Linked DNA regions of Mus musculus: region 2 is linked to region 1. A link is a loop called in an ENCODE intact Hi-C map of the cell type or tissue named here. Cell type or tissue: gastrocnemius. All regions are shown on one strand.

The links. Hi-C counts contacts between places; a loop is a spot of excess contacts. Peaks named below come from ENCODE experiments on the same cell type or tissue, not always from the same donor. Only the 100,000 strongest peaks of a DNase experiment are listed, where the experiment ranks them.
Region 2: a loop joins it to region 1, with 5 times the contacts of the local background. A loop is called at or near these places in 2 of 42 quality-filtered maps.

Annotation. Positions count from the first base shown.
Region 1 is chr14:23,049,785-23,057,784 of GRCm38, forward strand. It overlaps Lrmda (leucine rich melanocyte differentiation associated), which reads left to right. Exons shown (of 7, transcript NM_028275.1): 7 at 6,171-6,304. The coding sequence ends at 6,250. The region is part of intron 2 of Gm10248 (predicted gene 10248); the gene reads right to left. Among named protein-coding and RNA genes, the nearest start is that of Gm10248, 41 kb to the right of the region's middle. In gastrocnemius, no CTCF peak of the experiment used is centred here; DNase peaks (open chromatin) are centred at 3,315, 3,555 and 6,547; H3K27ac peaks cover 1,025 bases.
Region 2 is chr14:22,991,599-22,999,598 of GRCm38, forward strand. All of the region lies in intron 6 of Lrmda (leucine rich melanocyte differentiation associated), which reads left to right. Among named protein-coding and RNA genes, the nearest start is that of Gm30783, 63 kb to the left of the region's middle. In gastrocnemius, no CTCF peak of the experiment used is centred here; no DNase peak of the experiment used is centred here.

The DNA of each region.
Region 1 (8,000 bases):
GTTTGAAATGTAAGAAGGTCATATCAGAGGTTTAAGATAAAAGGGTACAGGGCTGGTGAGATGGCTCAGTGGGTAAGAGTACCCGACTGCTCTTGCAAAGGTACGGAGTTCAAATCCCAGCAACCACATGGTGGCTCACAACCATCTGTAACAAGATCTGATGCCCTCTTCTAGTGTGTCTGAAGACAGCTACAGTGTACTTACATATAATAAATAAATAAATCTTTAAAAAAAAAAGATAAAAGGGTACAGAACCAAAATTTCCAAATTTGAAAGGATCTGTTTAAAATGTTTATGCAGAGGTATATGTTCATGTATGTGTATGAATATGTATGTGTAAATTCTTAAATGTATTTAGCAGATTGCCATTGCCTAACCTCATCTGTACCACACCCTGTTAGGACTGGGTATTGGAAGTGGAGGAGGAAGGATATAGATTTACATAGTATCCCATGGTTATCTTGTTCTAGAAACTTCCACATTGGCCCAGAGGGACTCTACTGCTACATTTTCTTTCTCAGTTACTGGGCTTCTCTTCCTCTTCAGGACATGCCATCATTTTCTGCTAAGGCCGAATGACTCTGCCTCCAACTTTTCTTTTGAGAGATTAGAGATCTCGGTTCTGCCATCTTTGCCACTGTTTAGTAAGCTTCATGTGGTCAGATAGATCATTGTTAGATCATAGCCTCCTTGTCAGCATGGCATTAAACTCATGTTCATGACAAGAACATTTAACATGGTGATTACCACAAGTATCAAGAAGGTTAAGACTTAATTTTTCCATTTTACAAATTAGTGGTTTGATCTGCATCAGAAGCACACTCAGACGCGCTGATGGGGTAGTTAGGCTCTCTAGATGCGGAATTATGTCAAAGCTAGTGAGATGCAGGACTGTTGGTGGTCAGCACTCCCAGCCAGGAGTATGAACTCTGAGCTGCTGACACATCAGTAGGCATGCTTTCCACGGAGAGTTCAGACTCACACACAGTCCTATGATTGGTGCTATATTATTGGGATATGAGTACATGTATTTTAAGACCTAACAGTATAATTGGTCACATTGACCATACCTCTGCCATAGGAAATAAGGACCCAATGCCCCCACTTCATAAAAATAATATTTTAAAATACCATGTTGCATATTTCACAATTCAAAAGGACCTACCATGGTTATCTTTGTGTTCATCTACAGGTGGGGAAGACAGGGAGGGTAAGGGGCCAATGTACATAGCCAAAAGACATGAGGGACAGATGATAGGAATGAGAAGCCAGGATGGAATCTGTACTGGACTTGGAGAGAGGTATGTCAGGACCCCCTTTTCTGGATAGCAAGGATCACTGTGCCCCGCCCCCACCTCAGCTATGTCTCCAGAATGGTCCCTGTCACTGCAGTGGGCATCTAAGAGAAGTGTCCAATGCCCACCCACTAGGCAGTGCAAGCCTGCACAATCGGAATACTCAGTGCGGAGGGTGGGAACATTGAAAAGATAAAGGACCTCTTTAAAACCGATTTTTCCCCCACACATTATTTTTTTTTCATAATTATAGCTTTAAGAGCTTATGGTGATGGGAAAAACTGGCTACTTAAGAAAAAATAGGAGTTTCATCTGGCAGGAGAGGATTCCCCAGGGGACAGCACACTGTCGTTTTTCAGAGCCCCCCAAAGAAACCCCCGCACCGACATCTGCACATTGGCCTGATGTATGGCCAGGCTGCCTCACTAAGGCCAAAGCCTTGTGTTTTAATTAAAAACACTCTGCATGCCACTAAATATGTTGCCTCCCTCCGTTTCTGCAACCATAGAGTCTGAGGAGATACAAACAGAATCTGTTGCAGATGTGTCAGAGGCTATGGCCTACTGACTCACCACCACATCCCAAATTCCAGCCTCAGAGAACCTCCCTGGGAAAATCAAAGTGCAAACAAATGGCTGCTACTGCAGCGTTTCACAGCCTCGGACATTCGGGCAGTTATTCTAGTTGAGGAAGACAGAAATGGGGACAGGAGCTACTCATACGATCAAAACTGACTTCATAAATGACTTCCTTAATAAATAAAAGTCCTCTGGCCACACATGGGTATGTACCCTTCTTAATGTCTTGGTTTTTTTGTTTGTTTGTTTTGTGTTTTTAAGCTACAAAAGTCAAATATTTTGAGTCGTAACCTCCCTACTGTGGGCTCCCACAAAGAATGTGTGAGGGGCAAGGCTAGCTTAATTTAATCATCTGGATGTCTCTAGCCTGAGCACCCTCATCCACAGACTAGCAAGAGCCAGCTAGGTTTTATTTGGGGTTGCCAGGCCACCCCTAATATGGAGACGAAGTGTGGAGTAGAGACTGAAGAAAAGGCCATCCAGAGACTGCCCATCTGGGGATCCATTCCATATACAGTCACCAAACCTAGTCACTATTGTGGATGCCAAGAAGTGCTTTCTGAAAGGAGCCTGATAGAGCTGTCTCCTGAGAGGCTCTGCCAGATCCTGACAAGTACAGAGGTAGATGCTCACAGCCAACCATTGGACTGAGCATGGGGTCCCCAATGGAGGAGTTAGAGAAAGAACTGAAGGAGCTGAAGGGATTTGCAACCCCACAGAAAGAACAATATCAACCAACCAGACACCCCAGAGCTCCCAGGATCTAAACCACCAACCAAAGAGTATACATGGAGGAACCCATAGCTCCAGTTGCATATGTAGCTGAGGATGACCTTGTCAACCATCAATGGGAAGAGAGACCCTTGGTCCTGTGAAGGTTCAATGCCTGAGTGTAGGGGAATGCAAGGACAGGCAGGTAGGAGTGGGTGGGTGGGTGGGATAGGATAGGTGGTTTCTGAGGGGGTGGGGACCAGGAAAGGGGATACCATTTGAAATGTAAATAAAGAAAATATTCAATTGTAAAAAAAGGGAAAAAAAGAGTTTAATGACACATTAGCCCTCTGATCACCTTAAGTCACCCAGCTATCAAAGGAGAAGTGTCATCCCTTGGGCAACCCAGGGTGAGATTGATTTAGGTTATCTGTAGGCCCTGATCGCACAGCTCCTACAGACCAAGGCTGCCAGGAGCTTCACGGGCATGGCAAGTTTTGGAATGATGTATAGAAGAAACATGCTGGTACTTCAGGAACAGAAGAAAAAAACTTGCATGTTAGGAAGTGATGTCAGCCTGCGTTAGAGTCCCAGACAGTGCTCGAGTGTCCTTGGCATAATATGGCGCTGGTATCTCTGTCAGCATCTCTGTTTTCTGTCACCATGCACAATCCTGGGCCTGTCTCCAGTCCTGACAGTGTCTTTTCAGATCAGGTTAGTGCCAGCCCAGAGACCAAGTCAGCTTCCCAGCACACAGCCCCTTTGTTTGAAGTCTGCCCTTTTGTCATTAATGCACTCAATGTCTATTTAAATCTGACAGTGAGTGCAGTATCTGTTTTCCCATCAAGAGATCATTGACAATATTAATAACTCACGTCCTTGCCTCATTTTCCAAGCGCTGACACCTAGCCGCGGTCTCCTGCATTCATCAAACAGCCCTTTCTCGCCAGGATGTCTATAAACAGACTTGCTTCCAGGCCCAAAGAAATAGGGCAGGCCTTAAAAAGGACTTTTATCAGTGCCAACCAGAGATGTGTGAGCATGGCTCAGAGTGCAGCCCGGGCCCATGTTCCAGGAACACTGCTTTCCATCTGTTTGCATCTAGAATGGAAATTCAGCATGGAAAGGGATAGAAAGAAAAGACAGAGAGTGCCCAGATGTGTGGACAAGTTTATGGAAAGAAGTGCAACCACGGCAGACAATGGTGTGTGTACACATGACTGCCTGTCAAGAGTTTGCTTGGGAGAAGGACTGACTGTTCTTTATGATATCTGACAAACCCTATCCCTGTCTTTTTAAAAATGCATGCTGTCTTGGTACTATAGAAAAAAAATTAACATCCTTTGTACGGTCCCTCCAGATCTTTTGAGGGTTTGCTCAAATCAGCCAGGTTCAAGACAGTCTTTTGTGGGGTTTCCCATGCATCTGAGACATATGCAGCCAAGCCAGTAAGGGAGGTAGAATGTGACCAGCCCAGCCCTTAGACCACCAGGGTTCTGGCATTGATGAGGCTGTTAGCACAACTCTAGGCACTATAAAATACAGTAAAGGGAGCAGCTTTGTGCTAATAGCTGAGAGAATGGGTCACAAGGAAGGTCTGAGTAAGGTTTCACACAAGCTCAATATTTCCAGGCACTAGACCAATACCAAAAACCAGAAACGGGGGCCTAGGGACGTGGAGGGGCAGGAAAGCCAAGTCAAGTAGCAAGAGTAACCCACAATAAAGCTGTCTATGGCAACACAGCAAGAGAAAGAGCCAGGTCCCAAATGCTGTCATCTTGTCCCTCTTCCAACTCAGAGAGCTCCTGGGACCCGGATAACCTTCAAGTTTGCCTCTGACTATCCAAAGCAGGGCAGATCTACACTACCCCTAGAAGTTTCTATACACTATTTTAATCCTTATTTAAGAACAAAGTTTAGGGAGCGTAGAGGCAGATTGTGCAAGCATGAGGGCCTGAGTTTGATTCCCAGTGCCCTAGATGTGTACATCTGTATTTTCAAAGATGGGGCTGGGCAGGAGGAGCCTGGGGGCTTGGTAGCCAGCCAGTTTAGCATACTCCATGTACTCCAGGCCAATAAGAAACAATTATAAGAAAAGGAAGACAGTTAACTGATATCAACCTGTGGCCTCCATAGACACATACATGTACACACACCCAATACACATGCACCCAGACCCATCCCCCAACATACACATAACTAATACACATGCGCACACGCACTTGTGCGTGCACGCACACACACACACACACACACACACACACACAAAGTGTAAAAGTTTGTAATACTAACATGTCATGTGGAGAACATGGCTGATCCCAGATCAATAAAGAATGGTGAGTGTTGCCATCACACTGCCAAACTGACAAAATAAATAATCATGTGCAAAAGGGGTGATTGTCACAGGCAGGTGTATGGCTCATGGACTTGTTTTTTTATGGCTATTTCCTTTCTTTGTCTCTCATGCACTGCAGAGATTTAAGTCCCATTGTGCAAGAGAATTTTAAGATAATTCTTCTAAAACTGGAAAGAAAAAAAGATGGTAAAAAGGCCAACAGAAGTTATAAATATTTTCTTGGGAGAACTATTTTTTTTCTAATAATCATAAAGAGTTTTCACTAGAGACAGTGTTTTCTGAATGTTTGTTCTGTAGCGATGAGCATCAAATCTAGACACTTCCACATTCTAGGCAAGTCACCTCCTTAGCTCTTGATTTTTTTTAAAATCAGAGTCTCACTATGAAGCCAAGGTTAGACTCACCCTCCTACTCTACCCCAAATACTAGGGTTACAGGCATGCACCTCCAGGCACAGAACTGTTGTTGTGGGTATTTGTGATATGTAAGGATGAGTTGGTTATAGCAGTTATAGCATCTGTGCCTCTCTTAATGCTGTGTTTTACAGTGAAGTATCCCACAACCACCACAAAGGACAGGAACGTTTCATAAGTAGCCAGAAGTTATAGAAGAAGTCAAGTTGAAGATGTAAAGCAAGTGCTTTTTAACATGAGAAATGAGTTGCCTCAGCCTCAGTGAGGTGCCTAGCAGTGGGAAGGTCTAAAGGTAGTGGCACTTACTGTCTATATGGTCTTCAATCAGCACAGCCTCTCTTCTTTAATCACCCAGTGTGGGCTTGAAGCCCCCCAGGATTTGGAAAATTCTCTCTGGAAGTCAACAATATTGATTTCCAATAAAGGACTTCAAGATAGTCACATTCTACAAAGATTATCCTGTGGACTTCACTTGGGCTGGGTTCATCTGCTTTAAACGTACATTTTTATTCTTAGTCCTAAACTAGGAAAATCTGGGGAGAGAGGGGTCATGCTATATTTTGGGAACAATTTGTCAAATTAGAAAAGTTCTAATTATGTAAGGAAATCACACATAAAGCTGTTATTTCTTGAACTCTGTACTTGGTAGTCACATTTCATTGCAAGGTCACCTCTAAGGACAAGAAGGTACGGTCTTTGTCATCTTAATCTACCTCCCATCAGATTAGCAATCCTGATGCATGCCTGTTTAATAACATCTGATTTTCTGAACTATATGAATTGTGCCACCAGTAATGATTTTCCTTTCTGTTTACAGGCGTCCTCGGGAAAGGTCGCTATTTTTACTATGGAAGAAATTCAGAGGGTAACAGGTTTATCCGAGATGATCAGCTCTGAAGCTAAACTCTGCACGCCTTAGCCTGTTTCATGACAATAAAGTGGAAAAGCAAGAAAAATCACAGTCTGCCTTGTGTCTCTCTAAGCACGCAATAACTTCTGCTTTTCAGTACCTTGTGCCTACTTTGCCAGGCCTGTCACGATCATCCACCTCCCTTAGACTGAGTGGTCACAGAGAGATTGACATGATTGCCCTTAAGCAGGTCTCATCCACCAGGGTGACAGACAGCAGCGGCACAGCACTGGGGCTGACAGCCAGAACACCATGACAGATTGCCTGGTCTCTCCATTGCTCACAGGGGAACAGGGGTCACACCTGGGGCCTCCTCAGGCTTGCTCACTGGCTGTGGTATAGTGATAGAGGCTCTCCTGGGCTTGCCTTCTAAGTCAAGTCCACAGATATCACTGTGCCTTGGGCTTATTTTCAGTGGAGTAGCCAACAGTACAGAAGAAGGGCACATACTCTTTATTCTTTCAGTCTGCATAGTAGGCATTATATCAGGTAATCCATAAACATTGTCTTTTATCATTGGCAATGTGTTTCCATCCATAATCCTTCAAAGGACACAACTTCTCAGGCAAGTCATGTATTGATATGTAGCTTCATAGCACAATTCCTGAATTTCCCCAAATCCCTGACTACAAAAGCATTTTGTTGTTGTTGTTGTTGTTGTTGTTGTTGTTGTTGTTGTTGTTGTTGTTCAAAATCCACTTGTCCTGAAGAAGACCCAGGGTTAGGCATCTTTCCTGTCAAAGGTTTAGCAACACCAGAGATTCTCCTTTGGCTTTTACCATATAGGTTCAGCAATGCCTATGGCCATATTTACCCTAAAAGGACAGGCTGCCAAGTCCTTTGGATTCTATGTAAATGTAGTGAGATGAAAGATGGGGTGATGGGCCAGGAGATTAGAAAACAAATGGGAGATTGTAGAAACTATCTAGCAGACCAAACAGGTTTGATAAAACAAACACCTTTAAGGTTTTCTGTTTCTCTCAGAAGACCCATGGCTAATGAGACATGAATAGATCTTTCTTTATCTTTGGTCATTTGCTGGCACTGACAGGAAAGCAAGCACAACCATGTTAGCCAGAGGGCTGCCATTTTGTCTACAACTGTCCCAGTCAAGCCACTCTAGAAGGCATCTGAAAGTCTTCTTGCACTTGACATACTGTCAAGGTATGCTTCAATAGTATACTGTGTGTTCATTTCCCTGGGTGTCCTAGCTAAGATAGCAGATCCTCCAAGAATCCCTCCAAGTTATAGACAGCAAGAGAGTTGCTAATGGAGAGTCAGTTATTGGGTCCTCAGACTCTCTGAGCTGCTGGAGAAGGACCGTCTTTCTCAGATCTAGTCTGTTTACATAGCTTCTGCCATACTGAGTGAGCCGGGTCTTGGAATAACTCATATTCAGGCTGACAGGAGTCCTGCATGGAGATTTCACAACCTCCATTCATCAGATGTTGGGAGCAGCTAATGCTAAAGTCCCCGAGACCATTAATAACTAAAGATTATACAACCCACTCATAACCCCGGTTGAGTACCTTCTCCTGTTTGATCTATACAACAGCACTGAGAGCTAATGGTTTGCATTCACATCATCAGGTCCCACCTTGCCTCTTTGTTTAGAGGCATTAGAACCTTCGGTCCATTGCATATTATGAGAAGCAAGGCTCTGTGCAAGGGCAGTGAGACTAGTCTGATGTCACAGCCAATCTAACAGCACATATATCCCTGTCTTCATAAAAGGCT
Region 2 (8,000 bases), 58 kb before region 1:
TTCCTCTGGTTTCCAGATGGCGAACATAGAATGTAAGCATAGGAAATAAGCACACGTGCATGTGCACACACATAAACACACACACACACACACACACACACACACACACACACTCTCTCTCTCTCTCTCTCTCTATCTCTCTGTTTCTGTCTCTGTCTCTCTCTCACACACAAACACACCAAAACAAACAAACAAACAAAACAGGGTACATCTGACTCCCCTTCTCTTTCTGTCCTCTTTCATAATCATTAGAAGATGTCATATTATGTATCTTGCTTCAAGATTGTAGTTATATATATGAAAGAAGTACTATGAAGTGTGCTTATTCCCTCTTGCTTGGAGCCAGTAGTGTCCCTTGGAACACTGTGTACAGATGATGGTTCTTACAGTGTCCTCTGTAGAGCCCTGGTTTTCTTTTCTGCCGTATTGTAATGGTTAAAATTCCTAGCAGCGGTAGAGTGGATGCCCTTGTTATGTACCTGATCTTGGGCAAGTTTTAAAGTATATATATATTCTGAGCTGTATAATCAATATTCAAGCAACTCATTCCTTCTTGAACAAACTTTAATATTTTGTATTTTTAAGACTTTATTTTCTCTATTTCACCTAGTTTTTAAAATTCCTAACAGAATTTCCATAGCATTCCTTTATTATCCTTTACATTTCCATAAGGTCTGTAGTGATGTCACTGCTTTTCTTCCTGATCTTGGTAATGTACTTCTTCTCTCTTTCTTCTGAAAGGCGTCTGAACAGAAACACGCAGACTTCTTCTTCTTCTTGACTAAAACACATTGTACTTTCAAAGATATTTTCCCTTCTCAACTTTACTAATTCTTTTCTTTATTCTTGTTTCATTGCTGCATACTTATTATATTTAATATTCGCTTCTCTTTAAAGGTTTTAAACATGAAAACTAAGTAATTGATTTGGTATATTTCTTCTCCTGATAGACTTTCATAAGTTTTGTTCTAATGCTGTAGAGTGCATCTTTAAAATTTAGATTTTAAGTTTTAGTTTTAGTTTTATGTTTTAGATTTTTAGTTTTAATTTTTAATAAGTTTAAAATATTCATTTATTTACCTTTTTACTATGTCTATGTTTAATATTTCATTTCTAAATATTTTTAAATTTCATCATTCTTTTGGTATTAAATTACAGTGTAATTTCATTTTGACTAGAAACTGTATTTTGTCTTAGTATTCTTTAATGATTTTGTTCATAGAGCAATCTTTTTCATTGTAATGAGATGCAAATGGAATTTTAATTTTAGTATCAATTATAAGAACTTTTTTTTCTAGTTCAAGTTCATAAGGATTTTTGTCTTTCTGAGGCTTTTGGAGTTTTATACTTTTATATTTATGTCTATGATCCATTTATGTACTAAAATTTGTAGAATATGGAGTTTGAAGCTTGTTTTTTTCCTTTATTGTTTTCCCGTTTGGACTGTTAGGTGATCCTGTGGCCCAAACACCAGGGCTCTTCTTCCTCTACCGAATCCTTTATAATTGTGGAATTTTCCCTGAATGCTCTCTATTGTTCTATTGGAAATTACTTTGATTAAAAAAACCTTAAGATTGAAAGTTATTTTTCCTCATTAATTCTTTATTTCTCTTATATATAAATCCCCAAATAACTTTGTCTATAAGTAAACGTTTTGATATGTCTGCGCATGTGAATGTGTGGGTATGCTCACCAGTGCAGGGACATGTGGAGGTCAGAATATGACCTCCATTAATTTCCTCTGTGGCTGTCTACTGTAGCGGGTAGTTTTGGCTACACAGCTTTAAGTTCTTGGTAAGTCACAGGCACACTCCCACCCAGGAGCTATCTCGGATCCACAGATGAAACACACACACACACACACACACACACACACACACACACACACACACGAGCCATTTTTAAACTGCCTTATTATCTCTGTGGCTGGGCTCTTCTAAGCTGTGGCTAGCGTGCCCTTACCTTACTCCTAGCTCAACATCTCTAAATATCACCACTTAGTTGCCAATTTACTTTTATTCCTAGCTCAACATCTCTAAATCTGCCCTTAGCTTAGTTGCCTAGTTACCTTCCATGAAGCCTATTGGTTTTGCTGCTCAAGACACTTTCAGGCTGCCCTTCAGTGGGCCATTTTCCTATTCCTCCTACATTTTGGTAGATCTCCCCTGCAGCTGAGTCTGTGGCTTGTTGCTGCTGTTGTTGTTTTGTAGGTTCCTTTCAGAAAACTCATAGACTTGCCACACAATAAGTCCTAGTTATTCTGCTGAACTCTCCATAGCTTTCTAGAACATTTTGGTGCAGCTTTAATTTTATGTAGTCTTTTCTATAATACTCATCAACTCAAAGAGATTCTGGGCTCCCGAGCAGTGCACTGGGCCCAGCCTGGGTGCCGCTGCATTCATATCCCCACGCTTAAAGTACCATGTCCTCTAACACCCTGGGTCGGGTGTCTGTAAACTTTTCATGTATTTTGTCCACTGTTTGAATCATCTCATGTGGGATGAGAATAAATGTGAGTCCTACTATACTGTCTTGATTGGAATTGAAAATATCATAAAAATCTGTTTTGACTCAGTGACTTTCTGAACCTTAACTGTTCCATCCCAAACACAAACTCTACTATGTACTTGGAAGAACAAGGCATAGAAGACAAGCCGCCATCATTGCAAGGAACTCAGAAGAACTTTGACAAATCCCCTGGCTCTCATGCTTATTTATTGCTCTTGATATCTAAATATTTGTCAGACCCAGATGCATCTGCATATGGGAAAGAAGCCATTTTTTTCAAGTACCTGAATGTATTATGTTACATCTGGAAGTGAGAGCATACTGAAACGGGGAAGGCAGAGAGAGTAGAAAGGCTTTGATATTGTAATAGTGTCTTCTCATGCTGTCCTAAAACGACATCTATACTACTGTTGAATTAGATGCCAGTGTTGGGGTGCTGTGTGGGTTTCTGGTTACATAACAAATTTGTTATGAACAAATTAATATGAGACTTACTGTTTTGAAAGAAAATAAATAAACATTTAATGAGAATTATGTTGGTGGCCTTAAAATGTCTTTTCTATCACCTGCCTCCTTGATACCCTCTTTATCAGGAAATGCCCGTTCATGGCCCTTGTTTGTTTCTTTGTTTGTTACTTTTAGAATATCACTTACTTTTCTTCCTATATGTTTCTCAAATTTTTTAAAGCAATAGGACTGAAGCAGTTCTGGCTCACAGTGTGAGTTTTCCCCATCCACTTAGGACTAGAAGACCAGTATTCATGACACACTGAATACTGTGTCATGACCTGCCTTCATATTGCAAAATATGGAGGAGAGGAAGTTGATCTCCAACTTATGCCATTGTTTCCATGTGAGCACCTTCAAAACTGATGTGAAAAATTCTTTCCTTCTTAACTTAATTCCTGTCTCCCTGTATCACGTTTTCTAATATACACACACTGCAGATCCCAGGGTAGCACCGCTGACCCCATCGAGGTGGCAATAGGAGGTGCTAATCTGTATTATTGTCTTTTTACCTTGTCTGTATTTTGTAGAAGAGACAAACAAACCAACATACTTTCATCTTGAACTGGCCCCACATAGGATGTCTATTCTTGGACGTAAGTTTCCATGCTTTCTTAATGAAAACCATGCAGGGAAGTAGAGGCAGCTCTCAGGCTGACACCGCATTTGAGTTAAAATCTGGCATCTTGACATCATTGACAAGTCTGACAGCTGGAGCAGCAATCACCTCATCACATCTCAGCCGTGGCTCTCCTGGGTTTTGGCATCCCTCCTGCCTAAATTTTTATCAGATGAGCACTTTTGCTTGGCAAGTCTTTTAAATACCTTCAACTTGTTTTATCTCTGCACTGTAGCCCTTTGGCCTTCATGTCATTTCTCACGTGTATGACTAGAGGGCATTCAGAACAAATTATTTAAGAATGCAGTTTCAGAGAGCCACCTTTCCCCCTTCTCCCATTTCCTTCCTCTCCCAAAACACCCCAGTTTTTCTCCCGGGGGGACCTGCATGGGCATTTATGCATTTCCTAGAATCTGCTTAAAGGTCTTGTAAGTCAGAACCACTGTTGTGAACTTGGGGTGTGACTCCCCAGGAATAACTCGGCCTGGGCTCAGCCTTCAGCACTGTTTTCTTTGGCTTTGCTTCATTCACAATAATCAAGGCCATGGGGTTGCAACCAGCATCAGCAAACGTCAAAGGCGGCTCATAAATTCCAGTCAAATACAGTGTTCAGGGGCTCCTTACATGAGTGGCAGCTCTAGGTCCTCTGAGACTCTGCTGTGATCTCAGCAATGGTGGGGTTTCTTCAACTTCAGCCTTCAGTTCAGCTGAAAAATTAAACGTGCCGACAGAGTAGACCTCAAGAGTCAAGTGACAGAACACAAGCCAGGTTCAGGTGCCACCTGTGGTAAGACTCCCCTGCCTGGCACATGGAGCCTTTTAGAGTTTGCTTTCAGTTGTCCTCTGCTTTTGTCAGCTGGCCAAGGATTTACCCCTCCACACCTGTAAAACTTCTTCATGTGCTCAAGGTTGAAGAAAGATGTATGTTAGTAACGTAAATCTTTGCAAAGTAAAATTAATAATAACACTGGTTACAATACTTTCTTAAATAGAAGGATAAAACAACAGCAACAACAAGAACAACAATCCTGTAAGAGTTTTAATGGGGAAATAAGTGGATATCTTTTTCTTCCTGGGTCAGAGTTTATCCTTGTTTAATTAATTAATTAATTAATTAATTTGTTGCTGTTGTTGTTTTCTTCATCAGAACCTGTAGCAAAAAATGGCCCTCTTCTAACTCTTGGCCTTTCTTCGGTTAGGGATTAGGGAGACTGGTTCTCCAGTGAGTAGAAAAATAGTGAGCTATTAACTAAGTTGTTCCCTACACGCAGCCAATTGGATGGCTCTGAAATAGTTGTTGAAAGGCTGTGTGCTCCAATGGGGAGAGTAAGAAGCAGCATTAGCATATGCATGGAGCATCATGTCCTCATCTTTCTCACAGATGACTGGAAGATGCCATTAACAGCCCACCAAGCATCACTCTTCCATTTCTCTTTGTAGAAAAAGGTTTGTTGAGAAGTAACTTTTGTCCAAGTAAATTCACTCATTGAGAGTGAAACAGCTCAGTAGCAGACAGAATGTTTAACAGAGCTGTAAAAGTGTCAGGATTTTCTCATCTTTGAACATTTTTAACACCACAGCCCATAAGAAAGCCCATTTCCATGAGCCTCTCCATGTACCTCAATCCCCAGTGTATCAACTGCTCACATCTTCATTGTCTGTTTTAAATAGCTCACATAAATGGCAGCATTCAATGTGGTCTCAGATGACTGGCATCTTTTACTCAGTGCGACATTCTCAACATCCATCCATGTTACAGTGTATGAATGACTGTCCCATTTATTCTTAGAGATGAGCAGTCCACTGCATGGATATGATGCCTCTTATACATTCATCCATCACTAGACAGAGCCGTTACGTTTCTGCATGTTTTTCTAAGTGCCGAACACTCTACTTTTGTTTTAGACATTTCAGTTTGAATTAATCTAAAAGTGCTGATATATGAGAACAAAGCAATCTAGTATGTCTTCCTCCCAGATTCCCTAGATATCAACATCTTGTTCAAACACACATCAAACTTGATACAGTAATATTATTTCATTTAAGATCCTGAATTTTCTCCCTTTATCACACTAATATTAAGAAGAATATTATATCTGCTATGTACAACCTAATGTGTTGAACTGAACTGCCCCATCTCCTTTATCATATTTTTCATCTGCAATGGTTCCATATTCTTTCTTTGTCATATTTCAGAATGGTGATCAGTTATTTCATGGGCTATCTCCCAGTTTGAACTTTAGTGTTGTTTCTTCATTAGCAGATTAGAAGATTGTGGTGGTGGCAATGATAGTATGTTGTTTACCAGACGTAGTCTATCAGGAATTGTGTGGCATCCATTTGTCTAATCACTAGGGATACTAACATGTCTAAGGTTTCTGAGAAGTTGCTATTTCTGCTTTAGATATAAAAAGATGTAGGGGTTAGCTATTGGATGGGTCACAGGGCCCCCAATGGAGGAGCTAGAGAAAGTACCCAAGGAGCTAAAGGGATCTGCAATCCTATAGGTGGAACAACAATATGAACTAACCAGTACTCCCCAGAGCTAGTGTCTCTAGCTGCATATGTGTCAGAAGATGGCCTAGTCAGCCATCGGTGGAAAGAGAGGCCCATTGGTCTTGCAAACTTTATATGCCTCAATACAGGGGAACGCCAGGGCCAAGAAGTGGGAATGCGGGGGAGTAGAGTGGGGGGGAGGGTATGGGGGACTTTTGGGGTAGCATTGGAAATGTAAATGAAGAAATACCTAATTAAAATAAAAACTCATTAAAAATTGAAAACAAACAAACAAACAAAAGAATATATAAATATCTTATCTTACACATCCCTTTTTGCCAGTTTTAGAATAAACTGTAAAGATTGCTACAGTGGTGCCTGCTCCATGGCGAGCACTTCCATCATCCATCCCACCTTTACTTAAAAATTTACTGTCAAAAACATTTCATGGCTTTTCCTACTGAATTAAGTCCTTGTTTATGTACTATTCTGATTTTAGCTGATGAGTTGAGATTCTGTCCATCCTTCTTTATTCAGTGAATCGACATATTTGTCCCATGGGAGGCCCATCCCTTTGGCTTCACCTTGTCATACTATTTCATGCATCTATTGTTATTACAGCAGCATTCATTATTTTCTTTTCTAGACGTATCTAATACTTTTCTTACTGTGGGTTGGAGGCAGCCATTTCTCCAGAGAAACTTGATAAATTTGATTGGAGAAAAATACAAACCATGATGTGGACACTCTTCCTAACACTAGTGGCAATTTATTTCCTCCCTGTGGGTTAGGTATAACTAAGTTTTCCTTTTGAATGAGGAGCTGAGGTTTCTAATGTCTCATGTCTCATGGCTCACAATGTCACTACTTTTTTTTTCCTGTTTGTTTGTTTTTGTTTTTTCTCCCTGTTTGTTTGATCCTTGATATCTTAACCCACTATATACACATACTCAATTTCTACTCTGGGAAACAAACAACTATTCAAAGCCTTGTAATCATCTTAGCTTTTCTCTCAATGTCCATCTGTTTACTCTTGGGTTGTGATGGGTACGTAGAAGAGCCCCCAGCATTTGCCCATCCCTGGCAGGCACTGGGAGACTTTGGTAGGACTGCTGCAAGGAAAGATGGGGGAGGGGAAGTGTGACTGACAATGGACAGCACTGCTTATTATATACAGGCAAGATTTCACATGCCTTCATCCCTGGGATGGCCCCATTTAGCCTTGTGGTAGGTACCTACCTTGTGGTAGATGTACCTACTACCCATGTCACTGCTAGTACAAGGCCAACAATGAGTAAGCTACAATAAGTCATAGTTAAAGTACAGATGAATTAGAATGGGGATCGCTCATCCTGGATTATCTCAAGCCCGCTCCTGACTCATGCCTGCACTGGTAAGCAGAGATGAAAGGGAAAGCTCTAAGCTCAGATCAGACTCAGCATGTACCAAGCAGGCTGCAAAAATAGCTCAAGGCCCACATCTCTTGATATTTACAGGACTTAGATGCATGTCCACGGCATGTATTTCTTTCTCATAGTTGAAGTAGATCTCAACTCACCAACTAAAACCAGAATTTAAGAGACCGCAGTATTATAAAGAAGAACTCAAATTAATAGGAGAACACATACACTTTCCTTTCTTATCATTTAACAGAAAGCCATCATGACTAGAGTCCTTTGGCTGCTACCTAATCAGGGAAACAGCTAATCTTACCTGTTGACTGAAACAAAATAGTAGAAGACCACATACTTGGAGTCTGGAAAGTTCATGTGCTAGCCTTAGGACTGCTGTGAACATGCCCTGTGGGTAGCAGTATTAGTTATTTTTCTTGTTTGGCAGCAAACTATCTACCAAGAGCAATTTAAGGAAG